3 separate regions of the Homo sapiens genome follow, and regions 1 and 2 are each linked to region 3. Evidence: chromatin contacts called from ENCODE Hi-C or POLR2A ChIA-PET data. All regions are on one chromosome and are shown on one strand. Each heading gives the region's core, a stretch centred on a gene start or an enhancer-like site at or near the end of the contact. The rest is flanking DNA. Distances are from core to core; before and after follow the strand shown.

Region 1 (3,115 bases), core at 188-2,687, 120 kb before region 3:
GAACACTCAGAGTGAGAGCTGGTTCATGGACTGCCTGGCAGGCACACCTATGCTCAGTCCAGGGACCGGCCTCCTTGTGGCAGGGGGCAGGGCGAGCTCAGGGGCTGTGGCCCTGCCTGCTTTCCCTAAGGGCTCTTCTGGGGAGGAGCCCTGCAGATCAGATCCCCTTAGTGAAGGAGTAGTGACTGGGGGGTCCCAGAAGACAAAAAACCTAGCCATAGTAGGCAGGGGGAGGGGCAATGCCTTCTGACCCCTAATTGAAGGTGATGGGAAGGGAGGGGGCCAGTGTCCTAGAGACTGGGGACTTCCTTTGGGGCCAACCCCATCTGGGCTCGAATCCTAGCTCTGCTGCCAACTGGCCTCATGACCTTGAGCAAGCCCCTTAATGTTTCTGAGCTTTATTTTGCTCATCTGTAATATGGGGATGATACTAGTGGTAATAATAATAGCTGTTGTTATTGCGTTGCTGTGCGCTGTGTGAAACACTCAGCGTGGATCCTGGTACGTCGTAAACACTATGTGGTGGTGGCTGTTGTTATTTGTCCCGTCACACGGAGCTACCTTCTACCCTGCAGCAAGTTCTGCTTTCCTGAACCTTTTCCCTACTCACAGGGCACACTATCCATCATTGAGTTTTCCCAACAAGCCACTTTTCTTTTCTTTCTTTTTTTTTTTTTGGATGGAGCCTTGCTCTTGTCGCCCAGGCTGGAGTGCAATGGTGTCATCTCGGCTCACTGCAACCTCTGCCTCCCGGGTTCAAGTGATTCCCCTGCCTCAGCCTCCTGAGTAGCTGGGATTACAGGCGCCTGACACCATGTCTAGCTAATTTTTGTACTTTTAGTAGAGACGGGGTTTCACCATGTTGGCCAGGCTGGTCTTGAACTTCTGACCTCAGGTGATCTGCCCGCCTCAGCCTCCCAAAGTGGGATTGCTGGCGTGAGCCACCGCGCCTGGCCTTCCACTTTTCTTTAAATGTCCTTTGAAGCTAACAGGCGGATCACCTTCCCTCCCAGAAGCTCGGGGCTGCCTGCTTGGGGATTTGCCCATGTATTTTGTCTGTAATGCATAATATATATGCGTGTGTGAGTATGTGTGCATAGGTCCCCCCACACGGATGTATATATAACTCATTCCCCAAAGAGAGATTTATTTCAAGGCACAAATGCTTCTAGTTAGCTTCTGTGTGGATCTGATCCAGCCCAGAGCCTTTGCCATGAGTAGAATTCATTGACGGCAAAAAGAAATGAAAACAAACATTCCCTGACATGGGGCATTTCCGTCGGGGGGCCTCTGGGAATTCTCCTCCTCTATTAAAATATCTACCAAATTGGACAGAGAAACTTGGCAGCCACAGCCTGAGCTACTTAATTGTTTCTGTGGGGAGGGTATGGGCAGAAGCTATGCACTGGCCTCTCTTCCGGAACCTTCCTCTCACCACTGAAGTGCAGGAGGATGGGGCTCTTCGAGAACAGAGGATGTTTGGTTGCCCCTGGAATCCAGCTACTACCCACCTTGTCTGGACAGGTGCCGAGGGATGGTGAGGGGAGAGTGCCTGCTCCCTGACCCTCTGCAAGCAGCTCTTTGTAAAGTTTGCAGGGGAAGGTGGCCAGTGGCTGGGAACTCACATTCCTGAGATGGTCTGCAGCCTTCCGCTTAGCCCCAGCAGACTGAATATGAATGTGGTTTTGATCACAACCAGCTGATGGGAGCTGACCCAGACTTATTATGATTTTGCTGTTTTTTTCGGTTTTGTTTTTCCTTCTCCCTCCTCTTCTTTATGGGGAAGATGTTTCTTGAATGAATTTGCTTCAGGGGACAGAGTTCAGGACGGAGGCAGATGAGGGGATATAGGAACTCTCACGCGAAGTTGGGGGTATTTGCTGATCTGCAGCACCCAGGGCTTTTTCCTCCCTCTCTCCTCTTAAAAATGGGCCACCGGTACTGTTTCCTGGGGCCTCTAGATGTGCACTGGTATTCATAGCAGTTGGGTCTAGACGTGCTCATTTATTCAGCATCTCATTTAATCCTTCTGCAAGGTAGTTATAATAATTTTCATTGTACCCATCTGGAAGCTGAGTCCCGGTGAAGTCGAACATCCCCCACAAAATGACAGAGCTTGTAAGTGGCAGAGCTGTTCAACTCATGCAGACCAGGCTCCAAGCCAGGGCTCCTCCACCTCAGCACTACTGACGTTGGGGGCCAGATGATTCTTTGTCGTGGGCACTGTCCTGTGCATTGTAGGAAGTTGCGCAGCATCTCTGGCCTTTACTCACTACCTGCCAATAGCATCCCCCACCCCCAGTCATGACAATCAAAAATGTCTTCAGACATTGCCAAGGTCCCCTGGAAAGCAAAATTGCCCCTGGTTGAGAATCACTACCTGAAACCTAAGTCCTTTCTTCTGCCCAGTGCCTGCCCCATGCTGTTACTCTTTGTGGGAATATGACTTTGTGTACTGTTTTTTTGTTGTTTTTTTGTTTTTGTTTTTGTTTTTGTTTTTGTTTGGAGACAGTCTTGCTCTGTCTTCCAGGCTGAAGTGCAGTGGCACAATCTCAGCTCATTGCAACCTCCACCTCCTAAGTTCAAGTGATTCTTCTGCCTCAGCATCCTGAGTAGCTGGGATTACAGGCGTGCACCACCACCCCTGGCTAATTTTCTTGTATTTTTAGTAGAGATGGGGTTTTACCATGTTGGTCAGGCTCATCTCCAAATGCCTGACCTCAAGTGATCTGCCTGCCTCGGCATCCCAAAGTGCTGGGATTACAGGGATGAGCCACCGCACGCACCCAGCCTCTCTGTACTTTTGAATACTAAGGTGATCAGTGGACATCTGAGGTGCTTGATCCAGTGTTGCCAACACATATTCAACAGATATGCAGTAACTGTGTATTGAGCATCTGTGGTATGCAAGGCACTGTAAGGTGTGGGCACTAAGTGAAACCCAGGCAGGAGTTTATTGCTGTGCCCAGGAGCTGAAGGATTTACCAAAACGCCTAGGGAGGGCTCCCTGTTCTCACAGAGGTCCCAGTTGAGTGGGACACTCACAGTCTTGCTGAGTAACAGATGCTCACTTTTGGTTTTTGGATGGACAGATGGTGGGAACGTGGGTGAGTGT
Region 2 (3,012 bases), core at 447-2,946, 110 kb before region 3:
GCAGCTGGGGAGGGATGGAAGGGGAGTGAGGGCTGGAGACTTTGGGGGTCCAGGAGCAGGTGCTCCCAGCTGCTTGTGGCAAGAGAGGAAGGGAGGGAGACACTGAAGAGAAGAGCAGGTCTGCAGGCAAGGAAGAAGCAGCCAAATGGCCCTGGGGTTCTGACCATGAGCTTTGGAATTCCAGAGTGGCCAGGGAGGCTCCTGGCACGGCCAGTCCCTCAGTGGACAGAGGCCGGCGGGGCCAGCTGGTACAGCCCAGCAGCTTTCCCAGAACCTCTGTGGGTTGCGTGCCTGGGAGGACTCAGCCAGCACTGGCTCCTCTTCTGTCCTCAGAACCATCTCCACCTTAACTCCTCCCTGGCACATGCAGCTCTTTCTCAATTATTTATCAGTAGCAGCATCCATATTAGCCCACTGTGTGCTGGGCACAGTGCCGGACACTGGTGACTGAGACACTGGTGACCCAACCTTTGCTAAGAAACAGGACTTGGGGAGAAAGAAGAAAAGCAACAAAGTGGGTTATCTCTAAGTCCAAGTATCTCTTGGTGTTGTAGCTCCTGTGGGCACTGCAAACTCATGTTTTTATTATTTGAAGGAAGAGGAATTAGGGTGAGCAGGAGGGTGACGAGAGGGTGATTGGAAAGTCCAGATGTTGGGCTCTATGAACAACTTATGTCTGCTTTAAATTCTCATAGGAGACTGAAAACCAAGAATATACCTAATGGTAACAGGCAGTAGACCAAAGATCATGGACTGTGGCTCTCTCCCAGGGCAAGCTCTTTAGTCTCCCTGATCCTGAATTTCCTCATCTATAAAATGGGGATCATCAAGCCTATCTGGAAGGGTTGCACTAGAGATGCAGGTGAAATCGTGGATGTATGATGCCTGCCACTCAGTAGATGCTAGTTCTTCTTTCTCTTGCTGATTTAGCAACAGGCTTCCTTTTAGGCCCCACAGAGATCTCTCCTTTGTTCTCTTAAGTCTAATATGTTTAGATCTATTGCTGACACCTGATGAAATTTGCCAAGTGTCTTGAAGTGGCTACAGTGCCAAAAGGCTTGTTCTTGGCAGGTACCATATTTCAGTTTCTCAGATCTCCTCTGGCAAGAGTTCTGCAGACATTCTCTAATCGGAGTTTGGGGGCTACTTAAATGATTAGTCCCACTGAAGGTAGACCTCTGCTTTGAAAACAGCCCTCTGTTGTCCAGGAAGGGCTTGTGCATGCCTTTATAAGAGGTCATGTAAAGCATGGTTGGGACAGAAGTTGTATTGGGTTCACTTGTGTGTCCTGGCTCCTAAAGCAAAGGGATTATCCTTGCCAAAGGAGAAATATTTGGAATAAAATACCATGGCTCATGTTTCAAGATATCACAGGCCGAGAAGCGACCATGATCTTGGTGAGATGCCCTGATGTTTTTTTCTGTGGGGCACATCATAAAAGAACTTTGGTTAAACATTTTGGCCTGCTCCTCATTTCCCAGCTCCAATCTTCCAGATTTTCTGAGTAGCTGACATGCCTTCTAGGGGAAATTTTGCATTCTTCACTTCCTCTACCTCTCTTTCTTCCCCTCTGTTTTTTTCTTTTCTAGCCAGGGGCAGCAGCTTAGTACTTGGAACCTGCCACTTAGAATGGCTCAGACTCCTTGGAGCCAAGGGGCACGCTGGCGGTTTCTGCCAAGCACCTGGCCAGGGTTCCGGGGTGGGGAGGACGGATGGGAGGTGTCACACTGCCCCTCGTGGGCCATTGCCTCACAGCTTGCAGGTGTCCTGGCGCTGGGATAAAAGGGCTTATCCTTGAGACCTCAGGAGCGTTTCTGCCAAGCGCTCGCATTGGTCAGTTTATTCGGATTCTCCTGTAGAGGGGAGTTACCTGCTTCTTCCTATTTCTGTTTTCTGTTACAAGACCTGGCTAGAGGCCTCTCTGAGAGCGCAGTCAGGCACAAAGCCCGGCAGAGGCATTGGAGAAGACAGGTCATGGAGTGAATGAGCGAAGGAACTCTGAGATTCTAGGGTGTTAACTCTTAGAATACCCAGATCCTACATAGCTGCAATTCAGCAGAACATTGACCCTGGCAGCCAGAGTACTTTTCAGACTAGCTGAGGTGCTGGAAAGCAGCCCAGGAGGACACTTGGGGCAGAGGCAGCCAGCCTGGGGTTCAACATTTGTGGCTGATAATAGAGACCTCGGATAAATGGAATATAGACATGTTACATCTCCTGATGCAGAGCTCCTGCAGCCAGAGGGTCTTGGCCTTTGGGGGACCTCTTTGGGAGGGCCTGGGGTCAGATGGGGGTGGACTTGGGCCTGAGTCCATCAGAGAAAATGTGGGGAGTTGGGGTAGAGACCAATGGCTGCCAATGCTCACTTCCAATTCAGGAATCATTGCGCCTTCCTGCAGGAGGATGGCCAACGCCTAATGATGATGATGATTTTTTCAAAGCCTTCACGACTGCTCTAATGATAGGCATATGAAGCCACAGTTTTCCTCCTTCCTGCTGTTCATTCAACCTTTCTAGCCTGGCAGCTTTGCCTCAGTTTTCCTCCCTGGATGATGAATCCACAAGTCTGGCCAGAAGGAAGATGAGCATTACTCTGAAAGTCATTTTGTACTTTTAAAACTTATTTTCTTTCTCTGAGTTCTGTATTAGTGTTGTAATTTGCTCCTGATACCACCTAAATCAGTTGCGATTAAAGCTTTTCTATCTTTCTTTTTTTGTTTAAAAGAAAAAAACAGATTTGCTGCCTGGAGTTCACGTATTAACAAAGATGAAAAAGATAGTGTCTGATTTATAATGTACTGAATTGCCTAAGTCTTTCATTTGTAATTCTTGACAGTGTTCCTCTAGTAAAGCGAGGCATCGTTCTGTTGTCAGGGGCTCAGTAATCGCCATGAAAAACGGGGGAAGGATTTGTGAGACATTCTATATGAGTACCGAAGGTGATGGACAAGTAAAAATCAGGACGGCATAAATTACTCAGTATCTTTCTTCTCCACAATTATTTTCACTGTG
Region 3 (3,440 bases), core at 55-2,554:
TCCTCGCTGTCGGAAGGGTGCTCAGTACAAATTAGAAATCATTGCCTCCAACCTCAAGGTCCTCCCAAGGATCCGCCTACCTACCCCCAGACCAGGAGGCTGTCAAGACCTCAGGACGTCAGAGAAAAACCTGGGCCTGCCAGAACTGAACTCACCCCGCCTCTCTTTGTTTTTTCTTCTCTCTCTTTTCCTTTAGGGTTTGGCTTTGTCACTTTTGAGAATGAAGATGTTGTGGAGAAAGTCTGTGAGATTCATTTCCATGAAATCAATAATAAAATGGTAAGTGTGTAGGGGTTGCGCTGAAATGGAATGCCCCCTTTCTCTACGTACACACCCAGTCTTGCAGACTGGTCCAGCCCATCATCAGGCTGGAGTGGGCAGGGGTGGGGAGGGGGCTAGATGCTCGGGGTCCAGGCCTGTGAACAGTAGCAGTTGTTTCATACTGAGGTGGACAAACTCTGTAAAGGGCCAAGTCGTGAATATTTTCATCTTTGCAGGCCATAAAGCTGACTGCAGCTACCCAGTTCTGCTGGGTAGCGTCCATAGGCAATGCATACATAAAGCAGTGGGGCTGTGTTTCAATAAAGCTTTGTTTATGGACACCAAAATTTGAACCTTATGTAATTTTCACAGATCACAAAATATTAATTTTTTAACCACTTAAAATGTAAAAACCAGGCCAAGCATGATGGCTCACGCCTATAACCTCTGCACTTTAGAAGGCCAAGGCAGGAAAATCACTTGAGGCCAGGAGTTCGAGACGAGCCTGGGAAACATAGCCAGACCTCATCTCTTAAAAAAAAAAAAAAAAAAAAAAAATTAGCTGGGTGCAGTGCACCTGTACCCCACCTACTCGAGGTGAGAGGATCACCTGACCCCAGGAGGTTGAGGCTGCAGTGAGCCATGATCACACCACTGTACTCCAGCCTGGGCAACAAAGTGAAACCCTGTCTCAAAAAAAATAAAAATAAAATAAAATGTAAAAGCCGTTCTCAATTCTTGGACTTTACATAAACAGGCAGAAGGGCGGGATTTGACCTATGAGTCGTAACTTGCTGGCACCTGGCTTAGGATATTCTTTTGCTGTGCAGCTTTTGAGAGGTATATCCTAGATAGGAAGTTTACTGCACCAAACTATTTTTCTCTTTGGGTCCTGCTGGAAAATTAACATTCCCTCCCTTGCCATCAATTAATTTCTGCCCTCTTGATCAGCTGCTTCCTTCCCTCTCTTTGGCTCTTTAAAGTTCCTTTTTCTGCCACAGCAGCCTCAAGAGGAAGGGAGGTTGGATTACTGGAAGTTTGGGAAGTCGTGTAGGCCTCCCAGATCAGTGGCCACCAGAGGGTGCCATATCATGCATAGCATTTGCACACTCACAAACTCCTTTCTTCGGATTGAGTAGGAGGGTGAGAATTCCCTTCTTTGTTGGTTCCAGAAAAATAGAAGCTCAGCAGGTGTTTCTGGAACCAGTCCTTTGGAGCAAAAACATTTTGGTTGGCCACGAGAGCCTCCAGCCTCAAGAGAAGAGGGAGGGCAAATCTGTGTTTCAATTGCAGCTGTAACTTTAATATTTTCTTCCTTTTGTCAAAACATTTCTTGCTTCTAAAACATGCGTTCAGACATGCATTGTATATTGGTCTGATATGTGTTCACCAACTTTAAATTCAATAATAGAGCTTTTAGTGTGGATAAGATCAAAGCAATCTGCTTAGCATGTGGCGCTACAGGCCTGATTCAATATTTGACTTGCTAATTTTTTCCCAGGGCACTAAAATAATATTGTTCGTATTGTTCCTTGCCATCATATGCATCTGAAATGAAAATACTCTTTTTTTGCGTACTGTATGTTGGAGGCATCAACTCAGACATTAAAATGGTAGGAGGGAGATAAGTGTGACAGAATAACACAGGTCCCCTCATAGGCTTTCTCAGCTCCCCAGATGTCCGTGCAAGTTTACAGTTGGTACTTTTCTCTTGGTAGGTTACTACTTGCTATTTTTTTTTTTTAATTGAGACAGAGTCTTGCTTTGTTGCCCTGGCTGGAATGCAGTGGCACGATCTCGGCTCACTGCAACCTCCGCCTCCCGGGCTCAAGCAATTCTCCTGCCTCAGCCTCCCAAGTAGCTGGGACTACAGGCATGTGCCAGCACACCCAGCTAATTTTTGTATTTTTAGTAGAGACGGGGTTTCACCATGTTGGCCAGGCTGATCTCAAACTCCTGACGTCAAGTGATCCACCTGCCTCGGCCTCCCAAAGTGCTGGGATTACAGGCATGAGCCACTGTGCCCGACCAGTACTAGCTATTTTTAAAAAGAGAGAGAGAGGACTTAAATGAAACTTGCATCCACTGCCCAGATGCCTTGTTTATCCTAGCCAGAGCACGCCATTGACAGGCTCCACTAAGGCTGCTGGGCAGTGGGGAATAGAAGAGAGTACTGGCAGATGCCATTCCTGTCTTGCCAAGCCTTAAGGGTTCATCAGGAAAGGCCAGATGTAGACCGGAAGGACATTGCTCCATTTGTCACCTTGAATGCATATGTGTAGCCCTTCCCTGTTGACAGGCTTTGAAACAAACCCGAGACACAGATGGGGAAAGGCTTTATCCTGGGAAACTGAGGCTCAGGGGATAGGTCCCAGGCTATCCAGAGAGCGAAGGAGCATAGGTCTTGAGCTTACTGGTGCCAAAGGAACTATATAGACAGTTGTTGGAGCTTGGGGGTGGGAGGGTGAATCCCCAGATAACCCGGGCAGCAATCAGGAAGTAGAGCTTCTGCCCCAGAAGAAGAACCCATGGGGCTGGCTTGAAGCCAGAGAGATTTGCAGCCATTTTCCTGTTTCATATTTATCGCCTTCTCTCCCACCCAGGTGGAGGGTGACTATGTCAGGTGCACGTAACCGGGTTTTTAGTGTAAGGGTTTGTGTTTGCCTTTGAATCTGGGGCTAGTACTTGTTCTTCAAGAGAATGAGCAAAGATGGAAGTAGACAAGAGGAAGAAGTGGGGGCAGATTGATTCGGATGACAGGCTTTGGAGGTGTTGGTCCACGTTCCCAGCACAGCCCAACAGTTATGAGCTCCAAGGTGGGGAGTTTAGAGGCCCTGGGAGAGGACTTTGGAGAAGAACACTGGGCCTTGCTGAGCTCCAGTAAGACAGGGCTGGTAATGATACTGCCTCATTGGGTTGTTAGAGACTGGGTGACATACCAGGAGCAAAGGGCTTACTTAGCACAGTGTCTGCACAGGGTGCAAGCTTGATCTGTGTTATCTCTTGCCATTATCCTTGCCATCATCCACGAGTTGTCATTGAGAGAGATTTCTCCAGCCAATTCCCCTCCTCTGAAGAAGGGTGGAATTTAAAGGGTGTTGGTAGAGAAGCCTGCATCCTGAATTGTTTTGGTTTTTGTGATACTGGTTTCTACTTCTGAGGCCCAAAGAAAAGGAAAT

What was found. A loop is a pair of places that touch in the nucleus more often than their neighbours do. ChIA-PET counts read pairs that join two places held with the same protein, here RNA polymerase II (POLR2A). Pooled maps may share reads with other maps.
Region 1: a loop to region 3 is called in a map of heart right ventricle, with 1.8 times the contacts of the local background. The contact joins two enhancer-like sites. A Hi-C loop is called at or near these places in 1 of 168 maps with a recorded cell type or tissue (heart right ventricle), 11 of 37 single-sample maps with no recorded cell type and 14 of 50 pooled maps. POLR2A ChIA-PET finds 5 or more read pairs at or near these places in 5 of 52 experiments (AG04450, Panc1, activated B cell and 2 more).
Region 2: a map of posterior vena cava shows a loop between it and region 3 (3-fold over the local background). The contact joins two enhancer-like sites. A Hi-C loop is called at or near these places in 1 of 168 maps with a recorded cell type or tissue (posterior vena cava), 1 of 37 single-sample maps with no recorded cell type and 1 of 50 pooled maps. POLR2A ChIA-PET finds 5 or more read pairs at or near these places in 4 of 52 experiments (AG04450, SK-N-SH, activated B cell and 1 more).

Annotation. Positions count from the first base shown.
Region 1 is chr17:57,472,234-57,475,348 of GRCh38, forward strand. The region is part of intron 6 of MSI2 (musashi RNA binding protein 2); the gene reads left to right. Among named protein-coding and RNA genes, the nearest start is that of MSI2-AS1, 130 kb to the right of the region's middle. RefSeq lists an enhancer at 1-576. Within about 2 kb of position 1,438, at least 5 of the 41 ENCODE cell types and tissues checked have a DNase peak (open chromatin) inside an H3K27ac peak, as active enhancers do; they include heart right ventricle, where a contact is called at or near this core.
Region 2 is chr17:57,489,320-57,492,331 of GRCh38, forward strand. All of the region lies in intron 6 of MSI2 (musashi RNA binding protein 2), which reads left to right. Among named protein-coding and RNA genes, the nearest start is that of MSI2-AS1, 120 kb to the right of the region's middle. Within about 2 kb of position 1,697, at least 3 of the 41 ENCODE cell types and tissues checked have a DNase peak (open chromatin) inside an H3K27ac peak, as active enhancers do.
Region 3 is chr17:57,596,672-57,600,111 of GRCh38, forward strand. MSI2 (musashi RNA binding protein 2) reads left to right here. Exons shown (of 14, transcript NM_138962.4): 8 at 197-279. Among named protein-coding and RNA genes, the nearest start is that of MSI2-AS1, 10 kb to the right of the region's middle. Within about 2 kb of position 1,305, at least 11 of the 41 ENCODE cell types and tissues checked have a DNase peak (open chromatin) inside an H3K27ac peak, as active enhancers do; they include heart right ventricle, where a contact is called at or near this core.